Regions from separate parts of the Homo sapiens genome. Here region 1 is linked to region 2. A link is a loop called in an ENCODE intact Hi-C map of the cell type or tissue named here. Cell type or tissue: Caco-2. All regions are shown on one strand. Each heading gives the region's core, and the rest is flanking DNA. Links, peaks and the distances in the headings are about the cores only. Region 1 overlaps POU6F2 (POU class 6 homeobox 2). Region 2 holds the start of POU6F2-AS2 (POU6F2 antisense RNA 2).

Evidence for each region. Peaks named below come from ENCODE experiments on the same cell type or tissue, not always from the same donor. Only the 100,000 strongest peaks of a DNase experiment are listed, where the experiment ranks them.
Region 1: it touches region 2 in a loop (5-fold over the local background); 2 of 110 quality-filtered maps call a loop at or near these places.

What each region holds. Positions count from the first base shown.
Region 1 is chr7:39,070,133-39,078,480 of GRCh38, forward strand. The region is part of intron 1 of POU6F2 (POU class 6 homeobox 2); the gene reads left to right. Among named protein-coding and RNA genes, the nearest start is that of POU6F2-AS2, 61 kb to the left of the region's middle. In Caco-2, for the core only: no CTCF peak of the experiment used is centred there; a DNase peak (open chromatin) is centred at 3,509.
Region 2 is chr7:39,012,844-39,021,191 of GRCh38, forward strand. The region is part of intron 1 of POU6F2 (POU class 6 homeobox 2); the gene reads left to right. POU6F2-AS2 (POU6F2 antisense RNA 2) reads right to left here and starts at 724. Exons shown (of 7, transcript NR_138047.1): 1 at 570-724. RefSeq lists a silencer at 4,593-4,793. In Caco-2, for the core only: no CTCF peak of the experiment used is centred there; a DNase peak (open chromatin) is centred at 3,978; H3K4me3 peaks cover 916 bases.

The sequences.
Region 1 (8,348 bases), core at 55-8,054, 57 kb after region 2:
AGGCAGCTAAAGCTGAGAGATGATTTATTTGATTCTCAAAAGGAATTTGGTTGATATAAAGACCGTTGTGGTAAGATAGTAAGAAAAAAATGACTTAAATTTGAATTTTCGTAAGATATGGGTTATTGAATTTTTTCCCTAGTTCTATGAGAATAACAGCTTTTTTATGGCCCAGTAAACCTTTTAAAATCTTTTATTTCTAATTCAAAATGTGTCTAGTGCTTAAACTACCAGGCATCTCCCTCCACACTTCTGCTTTTGCCTCCACACTTCTGCTTTTGCCTCCCCACAAAGCAGCCTTTTGGAAGGCACATCAGACCTTGTCATGCCTTGCCCAAAACCCTCAAGTGGTTTTCTCTCATGATTGGAATTAAATTCCACGTCCTTGCAATGGCCAAAAAATGGCCTACTAGATCTGGCCATGGGCCACTTCTCTAGCACCCATGCCCACCCACTTCTCAGCCCCACCAGCCTCCTCTCCCCAAGAGGGCACTAAACAGGCCTCCAGCGCAGGGCCTTTCCCTCCACATGGCCTTGTGATGCTCACATGCCCTTCCCCTCAGGCACTGTGGCTGTGCCCACGGGTCCCTTCACTGTGAGACCTCTCTGATCGCCTTATGTAAGTTACATACCCACACCCCTCCAGGTCACCCTATGCCCTGCTTTGTTTTTGTTCATAATACTCGTTACTACTCAACATCGTATTTACTTATTTCGCTTTTGCCTGTCTCTCCCACTGTAATTTTAGCTGCAAGAGGGCCCTGGACTTGATCTGTCTTGTTCAATGAGGTGTTCCCATCACTTAGAGGAGTGGATGGTATATAGCAGTGGTCCCCGTTTTTGGCACGAGGGACTGGTTTCATGGAAGACAATTTTTCCATAGACTGAGGACAGTTTCAGGATGATTCAAGCACATTACATATATTGTGCATTTTATTTCTTGTATTATTATTACATTGTAATATATAATGAAATAATTATATAACTCACCATAATATAGAATCAGTGGGAGCCCTGAGCTTGTTTTCCTGCAACTAGAAGGTCCCATCTTGGGGTGATGGAAGACAGTGACAGATCATCAGGCATTAGATTCTCACAAGGAATGGGCTACCGAGATCCCTCACACATGCAGTTCAAATAGGGTTTGTGCTCCTACGAGAATCTAATGCCACCAGTGATCCGACAGGAGGCAGAGCTCAGGTGGTAATGCGAGCTATGGGGAGTGGCTATAAATACAGATGAAGTTTCACTTGCTTGCCCACCGCTCTCCTCCTGCTGTGTGGCCCAGTTCCTAACAGGCCACAGACTGGTCTGTGGCCCAAGGGTTGGGGACCCTTGGCATATAGTACTCACTCAATAAGCATGTTGGATAAATAAATAACATTAAAAACACTACCAAAGCCAGGTATGGTGACTGACACCTGTAATCCCAGCACTTTGGGAAGCTGAGGTGGGAGGATCACTTGAACCCAGGAGTTCAAGACCAGCCCAGGCAACATGGTGAAACCCCATCTCTAAAGAAACACACACACACACACACACACACACACACACACACACACACACAATATCAAAGTTAAATGAGAAAAAATTTCTAACAGTCTTTGTGCAACAACAAATCAAACTGTTTTCCACTGGATTTTAAAAATGTATTCAGGGTTTAAAAGTCTATTGAGGTTGACTATTTTTATATCAAAATTTGGGCATTTATTTCCTCGTTTATCTTAACACTAATTCGGATTTTTCTGCTTATTTTAATTCAAAAGATGATTTCTTGCTGATTTACTTTAACGAAGTATTCAGCAGGCTTGATTAGAGTTTTGCTTGGCATACTAAGGAAATAAGTACTCACAAGATTGGAACACCAAGGGCAAGACTTGCAGACAGAGCTCAAATCTCACAGGGCATCAGGACAGGAACCAGCTGCATGGAGAAAGGTAGATACATGGGCCCTTGTAGTTGAGGTATGAGAGAAAGTAGGAGAACCCAGCAATATTTCATCTCTCATTTGTGTTGTGGGGAAACAGAAAACTTTTCAGGCAAAGTGCATGCCCCTGTGGAGTTATAGTGCAGAAGCTCAGTGGAGTAGCATGAAAGAGGATTGATTGTGTAATGAGGCTAAATTCCAGCCGTGGAGGATCAAGCTTTCTTGGGGCACAGGTACATCAGTTCATAGGAACAGACCTCGCTTACATATTAAAATTTGGGTAATTCAGTCAGCATTGAGTTGTTGTCTTTCTTCAATCTATGATGCATTTTTCCCTTAAACAATTTGTCTAAGCAAATTAATGTTAGCAAGTGGATATGGGATAAGCCCCTAAACCCACTTAACAGAGCCAATTGTTTATGAAGACTTCGGCTCACCTGTTTTTACATGCTTTTATGAAGGTGTCTTACTGACTTGTTAAAATGGGTCTGATTTTCCCCTTGACAACACGTTAGCCATTCTAGGTGCTTGAGGATATTAAGTCAGCAATTCTTTACAAATACGCAGGGAGAAACAGCAACTCAGATGCTTCATCTGTTCCATCCAGCAGTGCCAATCTTGAATGGCTGTGTGGAAACCTCGTTTCACTGTGTGAGCTTCAGAGTGTGAGATGGTGGGTTGTCAGTTGCCGATTATCTCCCTAAAATGAGAAACAAAGCCTAGAAAACCAGTCAAAACTCCCTGCGTGGAGCGACATGTTTATTTATTAGCAACCATGATGAGGTCAAGACAGTGCTTCCAAGAGAGGGCATTGTGTTTGTGTGTGCACATGCCTAATCTACATACATAGAACACATTGCGTAAACATGATCAGGGTGCTAAGAAAATGTTATTACTGTGAAAGTAGACAGGCACAAAGAAGATGCCGAATACAATTACTCTCTTCCCTTTGCTGATGTCTACTAGATGGTGACTTTTTTTATGGTAGCTAATGTTTCTAGATCTTTACATTTCTCATTGTCCCTAGCACAACACCTGGTACTGATGAACTGTCAATAAATATTTGTTGAATTGCATCAGTTTTGTCTTAAGTAGGCTCTGATTCAGAGCCATCCCCAATCCATGCAAACTAAAGAGGATGTAAGTAAATATTAATAAAGGCTGGCCTGGTTTTTTAATTGCCCTCAATTTCAAAGGCTAGAGATTTAAAGAAATATTTACTTAAGCCTCTGTTTATAGTTTGAATTGGAAACAAATCTGCAAAATATTTTTAATAGGAGCTAATACAGATAGCTGACGGAATGGGGAGAACCTATTAAAAAAAAAAAAAAAAAAACCTTCTAGTTCATGTTTTCCTGAGCAGCCAAATCCCCAGGAATGAGAAGATTTAGCTAATCTTTCCAATCACATTCTTCCTTCCTCCCCACCCCCATCTCCTTGGAATTATGTTATCTCTGCTCGTCTTAAAAGCTCAGAAGCCTTTTGAATTGGAGTGGCATTCAAAGGACAGTCAAGGGTCACCCTTGGAATATTAAAGGAGAGTGGATTACAAGAGAGGGAGGGACGGAGCAGCTGGCGCTGGGCGCAGCCGTGTACAGACCCAAGGCAGAGAACGAGAGGAAAACTCCATAGTATCTGGTGCTGGCCAAGAGAAAGCTGCCCAGACTGCTGGGAAGCACAGGAAGCAACGCTGGAGCAACCAAGCCACATTAGCAGTTCCCAGCGTGTGCTATTGCAGCTTGGGAACAGAGGGAAGGAAAACACTTATTGGTGAAATCAATTAGGCAGTGGCCTTTTGAACAGAAGTGGACTGGCTTATTTAGAGAATGTGGAGTTGTGAACCTTGTAGAATTAAAAGCCAGATACTGTTTTAATTCAGAGAGAAAATTCTACAGAATTTACAGCCTCCTGATAGTTACTTATTTCTTAAAATCATAAGATGTTAGGATTTATAGAGTTTCCTTCTCAAAAGACTTCTGAGTAATTTTATTTTTAAAAATCTAAATTGGCCGGGCATGGTGGCTTACGCCTGTAATCCTAGAACTTTAAGAGCCCATGACTGGCAGATTGCCTGAGCTCCAGAGTTCGAGACCAGCCAGGGCAACACAGTGAAGCCCCATCTCTACTAAAATACAAAAAATTAGCTGGGCGTAATGGCTCACACCTGTAATCCCAGCACTTTGCGAGGCTGAGGCGGGTGGATCACCTGAGGTCAGGAGTTCGAGACCTGTCTGGCCAACATAGTGACATCCCATCTCTACTAAAATACAAAAAATTAGCTGGGTGTGGTGGCAGGCGTAGTCCCAGCTACTTGGGAGGCTGAGGCAGGAGAATTGCTTGAACACGGAAGGCAGAGGTTGCAGTGAGCCGAGATCACGCCACTGCACTCCAGCCTGGACGACAGAGTGAGACTTGTCCCCCCCTCAAAAAAAAAAATCTAAATTTAAAAAATGTCTTTCTTCTTTTATCTTTTATAGATATCAATTCTTATTTTTGTTTTTCAAATGAAAGCAATAGATATTTAGTGAGAGTTTATTATGTGCCCAGCACTGTCCTAATATTTGAAGTGTGTGGATATAAAGATAGTGTATCCTTTTTAGCAGTGGTTTCTTGTTGAATTTTTTTGGTGGGATGTGGGGTGGGGAGCAGATCAGGCAGCAGATCATGAATCCCTTTAAAATCTGATGAAGGCTAAGGAGCTTCTCCACAATAAACTACACAAACAGTCACACTTTGTCGGAAGGGTCGCGGACAGCAGGGAGCAAGCAATATCAAAATTTCTTATTATTACTAAGCAGTCGGCCTGCTATGAGCACTGTTTGTGAATTATTTATTTAATCTGCTAACCCATCCATCCCATGAGGCATATACTGTTATTACCCCATTTTCCTCTCGGGAAAATGAAGGCTCAGAGAACTGTGCCCTTCAGTGAGTAGAAGGTGAACCCAACTACAGGCTCTTGGGCTCCAGTTCCCAAGCACCCACTCTGGCACCGTGGGACTGGGGTGTGGGGCTGTTCGAGGTCGCAGGTGAGGCTGGCCACAGACTGTCTGTTATAGGTCAAAAGGCATCTCTTTGGAGCTAGACCAGGAAGCACCTGGACACTTAATTGCCACATGACAGAAAATTGTCTTAGCAATTTTACCATCATTATAATGTGAACAACACATTCCCTGGTGTTGAAGTGCCCGGTCCAATGTCACAGCCCAAGAAAGCTAGACCAGGCTCCAAATGGGGAGGGCCTGGCATGGTGGGTTGGAGTTCTGGCCCAACTCAGAAACTACTCTGGAAACAGTCAAGTTTTGAGCTGGATTTTTAGGAATATTAGTCTGTCAGCAGGGGGCAGGATGGATTTTTGTATTTATTTATGGAAATCTGAAACCATAAAGAGCTGGATGGTTTTTGAAGAAAAAGTTTTTCTTCTCAACTTTGTCATCAGAACAGAAGGACAGGATTAGATGTATACACATATTTCATGTAATATTCATTTAAATAAATCTCTTCTTCTTCTAAGAAAAATCCTACCAAGAGAACACTTGTAGTAAAATCACGCTTCTAATACGCTGTGTGTTTGATGATACTGCTCCTGAAGGCCACAGGGAGGCTGGGACCACAGTTAGTGCTGTAGTAGTGCTGGCAGTGGCCAGCTTCCCTCAGTGACATGAAGATGCTTCCAGCTGAACAAGGAGACAGAGCCCAAAGGCTGAGCCCTTGGGGCGTGGTCTCTGTGCACACCTGGGTTCCCCTGGGGCTCTACTGCCTTTGCTTTGTTGGACTAATCCCCGGACTAGCTTGGTAGTAGCTCTTCTCCCATTCAACTTCAGTCCTGGGGGAAAATGAGACTTTCCTTTTCCTTTCCAGTGTAGCTATGACATTCTTCCATCTTGTCCTGTGTTACAAGTAATGCAGTCACACAAGCTGAACTCACTTCTGTTTCTGGAAGCAGCATATGGGTCAGTATGTATGTGTGTGCAGAGTCAGAGAGGTAAGATAGCTGGGTGAGGCCTCGGCTTCATATTATGTAGTTTCAGACACAGCTGAATGTATGCTGAAAATATCAACCAAAGCTAACCTTTGCTCTGAACTTCCCTTTTTCCTTTCCTTTCTCCCTTTTCTCCCTTCCCTTCCCTTCTCTTCCTTTCCTTTCCTCTCTCCTTCCTTCCATTCCTTCCTTTTCCTCCCTTCCATTCCCTCCCTTCCTTCCTTCCTTCCTATCAATCAACCAGTCAAACACACTTACTGAGAGCCTATTTTGTATCAGACATAGTGCCCAGTACTGGGAATTTCAACACATGTCTGCCTGCCAGGGACTCAAACATCTCAGCTGTAGGGTCTAACACCTAAGTGTTTTGGAAAAGTAAATCATTGATAGGTGCAGCAAACCCTCGTGGCACGCATTTACCTATGTAACAAACCTGCACGTCCTGCACATGTATCCTGGAACTTAAACTAAAAATAAATTATATTTTTAAAAAGAAAAAGAAAAAGAAAATGGTTAGCTAACAGACAAAGTATCATGATTGTTATCGCATCTGTGATGCATTGCCAATATGCAATATGGGCAGATCTGTGGAACGCTTTCCTCAAGTACACTAAAGACTCCATGTAAAATAGATGGGAGGAGCCAATATGGTCTCAAAAACTGGGAGTGGGCACTTAGGTCTTCCCCTATCTCCCTTTGAGGTCCTGGAGGCACCTCTCTAAAACCCTCAGGGCTTCTCAGAGCAGTTTTAAAATGCTGGGACTAGAGAACAGGTCTTTCCATTCTGGAAACTATCTCACTTTTGCAAAAGGTTGCAAATGTTGAGATACACACACACACACACACACACACACATTAATTAACAGTCTCTGCTAGAGTTTTTAAGATGCTAGAAAGTAAGCTCTTTTTAGGACAGAGATCAGATGTTCTCTCTTTGTAACTCCCAAGCAACTCTACATTCAAATTGCTAAATGTAAATTCACTTTAATCTGTGTTGTATTCTGATTAAATCCTGATAGCTATTTGAAGCCATCAGATTATGAAGAGTGTATGAATATAGGGTATGCGTATGCAATGTCAATACTGCTGTATAACCCCATTACCAAAAGACCAGATCTAGATGAGCCTGGATTGAACTCATATTGATGCTTTTTCATAAAGGCAGCAGAAATTGAATTGATGGTGCTATTAGGTTGTCAATACCAGTGTCTCCCTTTCTTCCCAGATAAGTATACATGAAGCATGGTTCATACAGTCATTTTAACCTCCTAGGGCCAAAGAAGCTTGTAGAGGTTCAAGGTGAGGATTCCGAGGAGGTGTGTCCAACTGTGTGCTAGATACTTTGTAGAAGTCCAGAACTGGCAAACTCCTGTCTGATTGATTGTTATGTTGTTATTTCAGTCTACAGGTTTGCATTGATGAGCGGTTTGGCTTAATTGCTTGTCTGTGTTTAAATACAGCTGCATCTGTTTTCATTATCAATTGGAGTAGGCTCTAGAGTATAAGCATAGTTAAGAGGACGTGGCATTCATGGTGGGACTTGGAGAGGGATAGAGACCCTGTGTGGATACTGACAGGAGAGGAGGACACTTATCTGAGGTTCAACAAAAAGACAAGAGACCCTTAAACTGCCCATATGTGCACACTCATTGTTAGTAATGAAATAGCATCCTGTTACACCGAAGGAAATCCTATATTTGCTGTATTATTTTTTTTCTTTCAAGATGATTCTGGACATTCACCTTAACCAAATATTCCCTAGATAAAGTATTGGGGATTAGTGGGAATAGCAAATAGTATAATTTGCCTAGGACATCCTTTTAACAGAAGCTCTAGACCTTATTTTACCGTGTAACTAGCTTGCTTGCCTCTAATACAGTGTTCATCTGACTAGGGGTCATCACCCGGTGCAGTGGGTTGTGTTGCAGATGGCCTGGGGCAACACTTGTATGCACAACTATTAGGTTATTTTTGGTAGATAATGGTAGGCCACCAAAACTACCATATGGTTAGAGATGAGTGAGGGTTTGCTACATCGTCCTCAAAGCCTTGCATTCTGGTTATGATGAAAACAAGCTCTCAGACCAAGAGCTGCCACACATTCAGATATTTATTAAACACGCTTTTATTGCCAATTATTTCCAAATAGTTTACTTGACTTGTCTGAAAGCTTAATGAAGTCATAGTTCTCTGTCATTTTAGATGAATCTAGCATACCTTGCATGAAGGTTCATTAAGGTAGATATGGCAAAGTTCTAGGAGCAAGATCTATAAGCACAGGCAAAAACACTTGCTAGACCATTAATATTCTCTGCTTGCATACAAAGGTGGGGAAGGTCTCCAAAATATTTTAGCCAATACACATATTTTGAATATGACTAATTTAACCAAATGAGAACCCATTTCTAACCTCCATTAATGCTGGTCAATAAGGTACTA
Region 2 (8,348 bases), core at 168-8,167:
AGGGGTCAGGGACCCACTTGAGGAGGCAGTCTGCCGGTTCTCAGATCTCCAGCTGCGTGCTGGGAGAACCACTGCTCTCTTCAAAGCTGTCAGACAGGGACATTTAAGTCTGCAGAGGTTACTACTGCTGTCTTTTTGTTTGTCTGTGCCCTGCCCCCAGAGGTGGAGCCTACAGAGGCAGGCAGGCCTCCTTGAGCTGTGGTGGGCTCCACCCAGTTCGAGCTTCCCGGCTGCTTTGTTTACCTAATCAAGCCTGGGCAATGGCGGGCGCCCCTCCCCCAGCCTCGCTGCCGCCTTGCAGTTTGATCTCAGACTGCTGTGCTAGCAATCAGGGAGACTCTGTGGGCGTAGGACCCTCCGAGCCAGGTGCGGGATATAATCTTGTGGTGCCACGTTTTTTAAGCCAGTCCGAAAAGCGCAATATTCGGGTGGGAGTGACCCGATTTTCCAGGTGCGTCTGTCACCCCTTTCTTTGACTCGGAAAGGGAACTCCCTGACCCCTTGCGCTTCCCAAGTGAGGCAATGCCTCGCCCTGCTTCGGCTCGCGCACGGTGCGCGCACCCACTGACCTGCGCCCACTGTCTGGAACTCCCTAGTGAGAAGAACCCGGTACCTCAGATGGAAATGCAGAAATCACCCGTCTTCTGCGTCGCTCACGCTGGGAGCTGTGGACTGGAGCTGTTCCTATGCGGCCATCTTGGCTCCTCCCTAGATAGGTACTTTTTAAAAATGGGGTGACTATTCAGAATGTCTTGTTCTGTAGAGTTTTAGACTTTTAGAATGCTGGAGATAATATAATCAATTGATTCCGGCATGATAATGATATTTTGCAGTGTTCCATAGCATAAAGAAGGCAGCATTTATGTTAAACATGGTCCCTTCCTTTCTATTAACGGCATTTGTCTATAAACACCAAGGGAGTGGAGCTGCTGTAAGTCAATGAGTGGAGGAAATAGTTGTAATATGTCATCTTTCCAACATCATTTCATTCATTTTAAAAATGAACTCCTTGGGTGTGCTGTAGAAACACTATTTTACTTTAAATATACTAGCAAGAGCCCTATTCGTAAAGAATTTATGCACTTAATTTATGTACTCAGCTTGTCAGGTTACTTTGTTTCCAGATTTTTTCCCTTCAGAGGAATGAGAGAGTCCTCATGAGTTGCAAAAAGAAAAACCATAGGCTTATAATAAGCTTTTACTGGCTCATGTGTGAAGCTTAGCCTACTATAGATTTTCCAGAAAATCAAATATGGATGTGGCGGAAATATCTTTTCTGGCTAGGAGAAGCGACTCATTATGAAACAATGAACTGTACATCTCTTGGGAGTGTCTTTGAGTAGTTACTTAAAAGCCAATGTTTAGCAGCAGAACCTTCAGAGAGGCATAACCCAATGCTGGCAGTGTAGGAAAGCAGCTTTAAATGAACATTTCCCACAGGAGATTGTTTCAGACAGGGTGTGGAAATGGCAGGTGAATGAAGGTCTCTTCCAGCTAACTGGAAAAGCATGTTTTCAGGAGAGCAGATGCTATAACTATAAAAATGAAGGTGAACATACTGAAAAAGAAGGGGATAAAATTAATTTTACAGAAATGATAACATGTTAGATGTTGTTTAGCAATTTTTAATGTTAAATCTTTCTCCTACGCCTTGGGTAATACAAAGACAACATTGTTGAGTTAGTTTTAAGAACGTCTATGTGCAAGGCAAGTCTTAATTCACCTGATAAATCCTTGTGAAATATGTGTGGAATCTTATGGATTCAGAAAAAGCTGAATTTTTTTTCATTCTTTGTCAATTTATCTTTTTTCTTTTGTCACCTCCACATGTTGCTATAGCTTAGACAGCTTAGACCTGGAAAGAAAATTGCAAGATTTTTTTTTTCCTGTTTTCTCCCCACCAGACTTCCTCCTAATGTCAAAGGTCCTGCAGATCATTCTCTCACAAATGCTGGAGAGCTCTTTTTCACAGTTGACTATACAAATACATCCTTGGTGTAATAAATGATGGCGCCTCCTACTTCTTAGTTTCCTTTTGGCAAAAGTGGAACCGTTTCCATGAAGCTGTGCCTTCCTTCTTGCTACTGCTGTTGACTCCTCTATTAGTTGGAGACAAGAGCCTTTGGGCAGAAGGATGGTACACCATAAATGATCGTCTTCCTCCTCGTGGTCTCCATTCAGATGACCACTGAGAATATTTATCATCTTGCTTATGGATTTAAAAAAATTATGTCAGTAACTCTGTTAGAATATTCTGTTTTGTTCGGGAGCAGAATTTTAAAAATATATCAATGCCTAACAATTTCTTATTCTTAGAATTTATTTCCTCTTTTAAAAAAAGATGGCTATTAATGGTATGTGTAGGTCTGATTTTATGTATATATTATATATCTGTATTATATATATCTATATTATATCTAGAGATATGGTATCTATTATATAGAGATATATCTATAAATATCTATATATAATAATAGATATAATATATATTATAATATATAATAATAGATATATATTATATAATATATTATGTATAATATATAATAGATATATATTATATGTAAATTAGATATAATATCTATTATATATAATATATAATCTAATATATATTATTATATATAGATATATTATATCTATGTTTTATATAGATATATTATATATTATTATATATATAATATATCTATGTTTTATATAGATATATCTATGTTTTATATAGATCTACATTATAGATATATCTATGTTTTATATAGATATATCTATGTTTTATATAGATCTACATTATAGATATATCTATGTTATATATAGATATATATTATATATAGATATATTATATCTATGTTATATATCTATATATTATATATATCTATGTTATATAGAGATATATAACATATAGATATATATTATATATTATATATAGATATATTATATATATTATATATGGTATATTATATATAGATATATATTATATAGGTATATATTATATATAGATATATAATATATTATATATAGATATATATAATATATTATATATAGATATATATTATATATTATATATAGATATATATTATATATTATATATAGATATATATAATATATAGATATATATTATATATTGTATATTGATATATATTATATATAGATATATATAATATATAGATATATATTATATATTATATATATTATATATAGATATATATTATATATTATATATATTATATATAATATATAGATATATATTATATCTATATTATACATTATATATCTATATTATATATTATATCTATATTATACATTATATCTATATTATATATAGATATAATATTATGTATAGATACATTATATCTATATTATATATAGATGTATATAAGATTACCTATATATAATGCAATATATACTGATTATCTATATAGAAAATACAGTATATACTATATAATAACAACTATTTATTGAATTTCCACTGTGAGCCAAGTAGGGTTCTAGTAATTTGGGATATGATATAGTAATTCCAATTCATTGGTTTAATATGTATTTATTAAGTACAGCATCCATGTGTTTGATCACTAAACTAGGACATGGGACAGAAAGGAAGACACAGTTTCTGCTCCAAAAAGCTCATAGTCCCATTAGAGAGAAAAAACAAGATGGTAAAATAAAAGCTGTAAAATCATATAAGCACTGGAGCATTTTAAAAGGTTAAAAACAATATAGCTCCCCCCCCGCTTACAGTTCAGTAGAAAAGACTCTAGCTAACCAAAGTCAAATATTTATATTTACATAAATATGAAACAGTAGTAAGTGTTACCATGGGGAGATGAATGGTATGAAAGCTCATCACACGAGACTTTGACCCTATCAGGGAAATCATCAGTGAGTATATCAGGGAGGTGAGATTGAAGGAGGAGCTGGAGTTGTGTAGGTCAAGACGGCGTTAAGCGTGCTCTCTGCAGATGGAACAGCGCATGCATAGTCCCTGCAGCTGAAAGGAATGTGGCACGTCCAGTTTAAGGGACTTGAAGAAGGCCGACAGCCACTGTGGCAGAGCACAGAGAGCAAGAGGAGTGTAAATGTGGCAGTAAGCCAGACTGTGGAGACCTTGCCGAAAATTTGGTTTGATCCAAGGAGCTCTAGGGAACCCGTGAATGTCATAAATGCCTTTGGGAGGGGAAGGCTGGAGGTGTTGCCCTCAGATGCTCCTGTATGTATAAGGTTTTACAACTTCTATTTTATCATGTTGTTTTTTCTCCCTTATGTAACTATGAGTTCCTTGGGGCAAGAACTGTGTCCTCTTCCCTATCCCATGGCCTAGCTTAGTGCCTAATAGGTGGATGCTGTACTCAATAAATACATATTATGTCAATGATTTTATATCATTTACTTATTCTTCTTGACTTTTCTTTAGCTATTAGTAAATACAGTTTTACCTAACAATGAGCAAAATATGTGCACTGGGCTGCGTGTGAACATGTTATGTAGATTTGTTAGTGATTTATGTAATCTATCTGGGATCTGTTTACTTTGTACTGCTAAATCTAATTCTACTGCTAAATCACCATCTTTAGTCGCTGTTATTGTTATGTGTATTATCACAATATTCTTCTAACTGTTCTCCTTTGTTTGCCCATGACCTATTGTCAACCCAGCAGCCGTCTTATGATAACCTAAAGCAGATTACTGTATCCCTGGCTGGAAAGCATCAGGAGGTCCCCATATCACCCAGAGTAGGAGTCACTCCGTAGAGCTGCTTCTAAGTGAACTTCCCCACCTCTCTGCCTCTCCTACCTCATCTACTACAAGCCCCCTTATCCACCCTGGGGTAGCCATACCGGGCGTTCCTGCAGTTCCTCAAACATTCCAAGCATGCTGTCATCTCAGAGGCTTTGAATTTTGTTTTCTAACCCAATTATTTGCATGACTCCTTTATATAAAACATTCCAAAATGTTTATTAAGCTCATTCCCAGATTGTGCATGCGTGTGTGTGTGTGTGTGTGTGTGTGTGTGATTTGAGTGGATTTTTTTCAGAATTATCCTATTAGTTTTCTTAATTTATTGATTCTTCTGCATTTTCATCATATTATCTCCAAATAATGTTAATTTGTATTCTTTTCCTATTAGTTATACCTCATTTCTTTTTCCGGCCTTGCTGTATTGGCTAACATCCTCAAGTCAAATGTAGCAAACTTACGGTGATAGCAGGTATCTTTGTTTTCTTCCTAGCCTATTGAAAAGTCCTTGGGATTTGTGTTAAATATAGAATTTGTCTGAACTCTTTTAGTTGCAAATGACAGAAAGCCAGATCGATCAATGGTAATGGCTCACAGAAATCTAGGGATAGAACTGTCTGCAGGCAGAGGTGATTTTTGATGTTCAAAACTTCTATCAGGGCCATGTCTCTCTGTCTCCATCTCTCACCATTATTTTCCTTTGTATACAATCATTCTCAGAAATGCTCTCTCCATGAAGTAGGAAGTAGGGAATGATTCTGATTGGTTTGCAGAGCATACAAGCCCACCCTCTAGTTACTGTGTCAGGTGTGAAGATTGGTTGTGCCGGAAGCCATGACCTGAACTTATTTGGTGACAAAACCTCACCTGAACTGACATGAAGTAAACCATTTACATTTTTTTTTTTTGGTGCAGAAATATTAATCAGCTTAATAGTCTAGAATGTGCTGGGAGTGTTAGTTAATATGTAATCTAAGTACTGCATTATCATTGTAAAATTTATAAAATTCTGAGTTCTCATTTATGTCTTGCTCCAGTGGAATCACATAGGGGATTGTGAGCCTGTATAATTAAATTTTCCATATGTATCTGTAAATTGAATCTAAAAATTTTAAAAATCCAATGTTTCCAATAATCACTATAAAACAAAATAGAATAACTCATAGGTTAAGACATATAACCTTGTATCATGAAAACAGTGCCACTAAAAGTAGAAATACAACGAGTAAAAGTTGAAAGTGGGAGGAATGGAGCAGAGCATTTTTCACTTTACATATTTTAATATAGTTTACCCTTTTCATGAAGAAGGTTCAGTTCTTTTACCTAGAAACTTACTACCTAGAATTCATTTGCTTCTTGGAAACACTCCTTCTGATTTCCCTGCCTCCTTCTTGTATTGCAGCCTTGGTTTTCCAGGACGATTGCATGACCAACTTCTTGGAATTTCCTTTCATTTTGTAGCCTTATTTGGTCCATGGTTTCTTAAACCTTATATTTTCCTCATTCCTACATCCCATTTTTGTTATTGTTGTTATTTGGTGGCATCCTCAAGTAATTCTTTAAGAAAAAATCTGTAGATGGTAAATTTTATGAGTCCCCACATGCCTGAAAATGACTTTATTTTGTCTCTACTCTTGATTGATAGCTAGAATTTTAAGTTCAAAATAATTCTCACTCAGAACTTTTGAAGGCACTGCTCTGATGTTTTCTGGCATCCAACATCACTTATGAAATGTCTGAAACCAATTTGGTCCTTCTTCCTTTGAAGATAAACATTGTAATCTCTTTGGAAGCTTTTAGGACCTTCTTTAGAATCCTTGTGTTCCGAAATTTTATAAGAATGTTCTTAGATTTTTTTTCCTCCATTTTTTTCTGCTCAACGCCATATGGAATCTTTCAAAATGAAGACTTACAGTATTCCATTTGTAGGCTTGTTTAAGCTTTGGGAAATTTCATTCACTACTCCTTTGATAAATTGCTCACATTCCTTTTCTTAGCTACCTCTTTCTAGAGCTACTAGGAGACAGATGTTGGCCTTCCTGGATTGATTGTGCTGAAATCTTTTGCATTTTCTTTCTTTTTTCTTTTTTTTTTTTTTTAAGATTCTGGAACGTTTCCTTGACTTTTCCATGTAGTGTTTCATCAATCTTTCAAATGTCAACAATTACATTTTGAATTTTCAAAAACCTTTGCTCCTTTTATCACTGCAACCTGTTCTTGTTTTGTGGATAAAATATTTTGTCAAATCTTCTTCACATCACCAATTAAAATTATTTTATGATTCCATTCTCTTCCCTGAATTATTTCTGTTTTCTCCAGCATCAGAGAATCAATGTATTCCTTTTGATTCTTTTGGGGTTTTGTTACAATTTTTCTCAGAATCTGGTAACTGTTGGTTGTCCATTTATATGCATGAATGAAGAAGTAAGATAATTATTAAATGCAGCCATCATGGATTTCCTTCGCAGCTTGCATATGTCAGGCTTCATTCTAGGAAGTGTGGAACCAGGAGCAAGTGAGCAGGTTGGGTGCACCCTCCCAGACCCCCCAAAAAAGCTAGCTCCCAATCTGGGGTCTTATCCTTCATTCTAGAAGCCAGTGCCTTTGTAGTGAGAAAGTGTTGACAAGGATCAAAGATTTCCTCAGGCAGGCCCTGATAAAATAATGTCATCTCTTTATAATGCTGCATGATGAGCTATTTAGAATGGTCCAGGAAGGGATAAATCATTTTTATCTACTAAAGATACTCAAATATCTACTTCAAGATATTGTTATACAATAATTGTATCATTCATATTGTGTTCTCAGTCCACCACTGATGTGATTTCTTTCCTTTCCAAAGTTCATGCAGAAGTATTTATTTCCAGAATTACAGCATTGAGGACAAAGTATGGGCTAAATGGTATTTCTTCTTTGGGGGATTTTTTGAGATGGTCATTGCATTGCAGTCTCATCCATGAGTCCTTTTCATTACTTTATGTGGAAATTTGAAAAGAATATGAATTTTACATCTGTAAGATACAATGTTTCCTCTTTTACTCTTTCTCCTCAATAAATCAAACTCCTTAATTGTGTTATTCAGCTACTGTCTATTTTTTATCTACTTGATCTGTCACACTCTGAAAGAGGTGTTATTGCTCTTAAGATTGCAGTTTCTGCCAATTTCTCATCGTATTTCTAAAAGTTCTTTGCCTAATGTATTTCTAGGTTAGATTTTTTTTTTTTAATGTACAGAGTTTTTGACATCTGTTTGGCAGAATGTACCTTTTATAAAAATGAAATATCCCATTTAATGCATTTTGCTTAAGCTATACTTTGATAGTAATATTGCCACCTGCTTTCCTTCTGTTTCCATTTGCCTATTGTATCTTCCAGCATTTTCAATTTTTCCTTATCATTTTTTTTAAAATGTTCTTTTAAACAGTCTCTGGCTGGGTTTTGTTTTTCTTCTCTTAACTCAATTTTGGATCCATTGTCTTTTAATGGAGAAATGTAATTCCTTCTGTTAATTATGTTAAATGATTTGCTTGCTCTTGGTTTTATTTTTACCATTAAAAGTTATATTTTAATTGATGAATAAATATTATATATTTATGGGGTACACTGTAATGTTTGGTATATGCTTA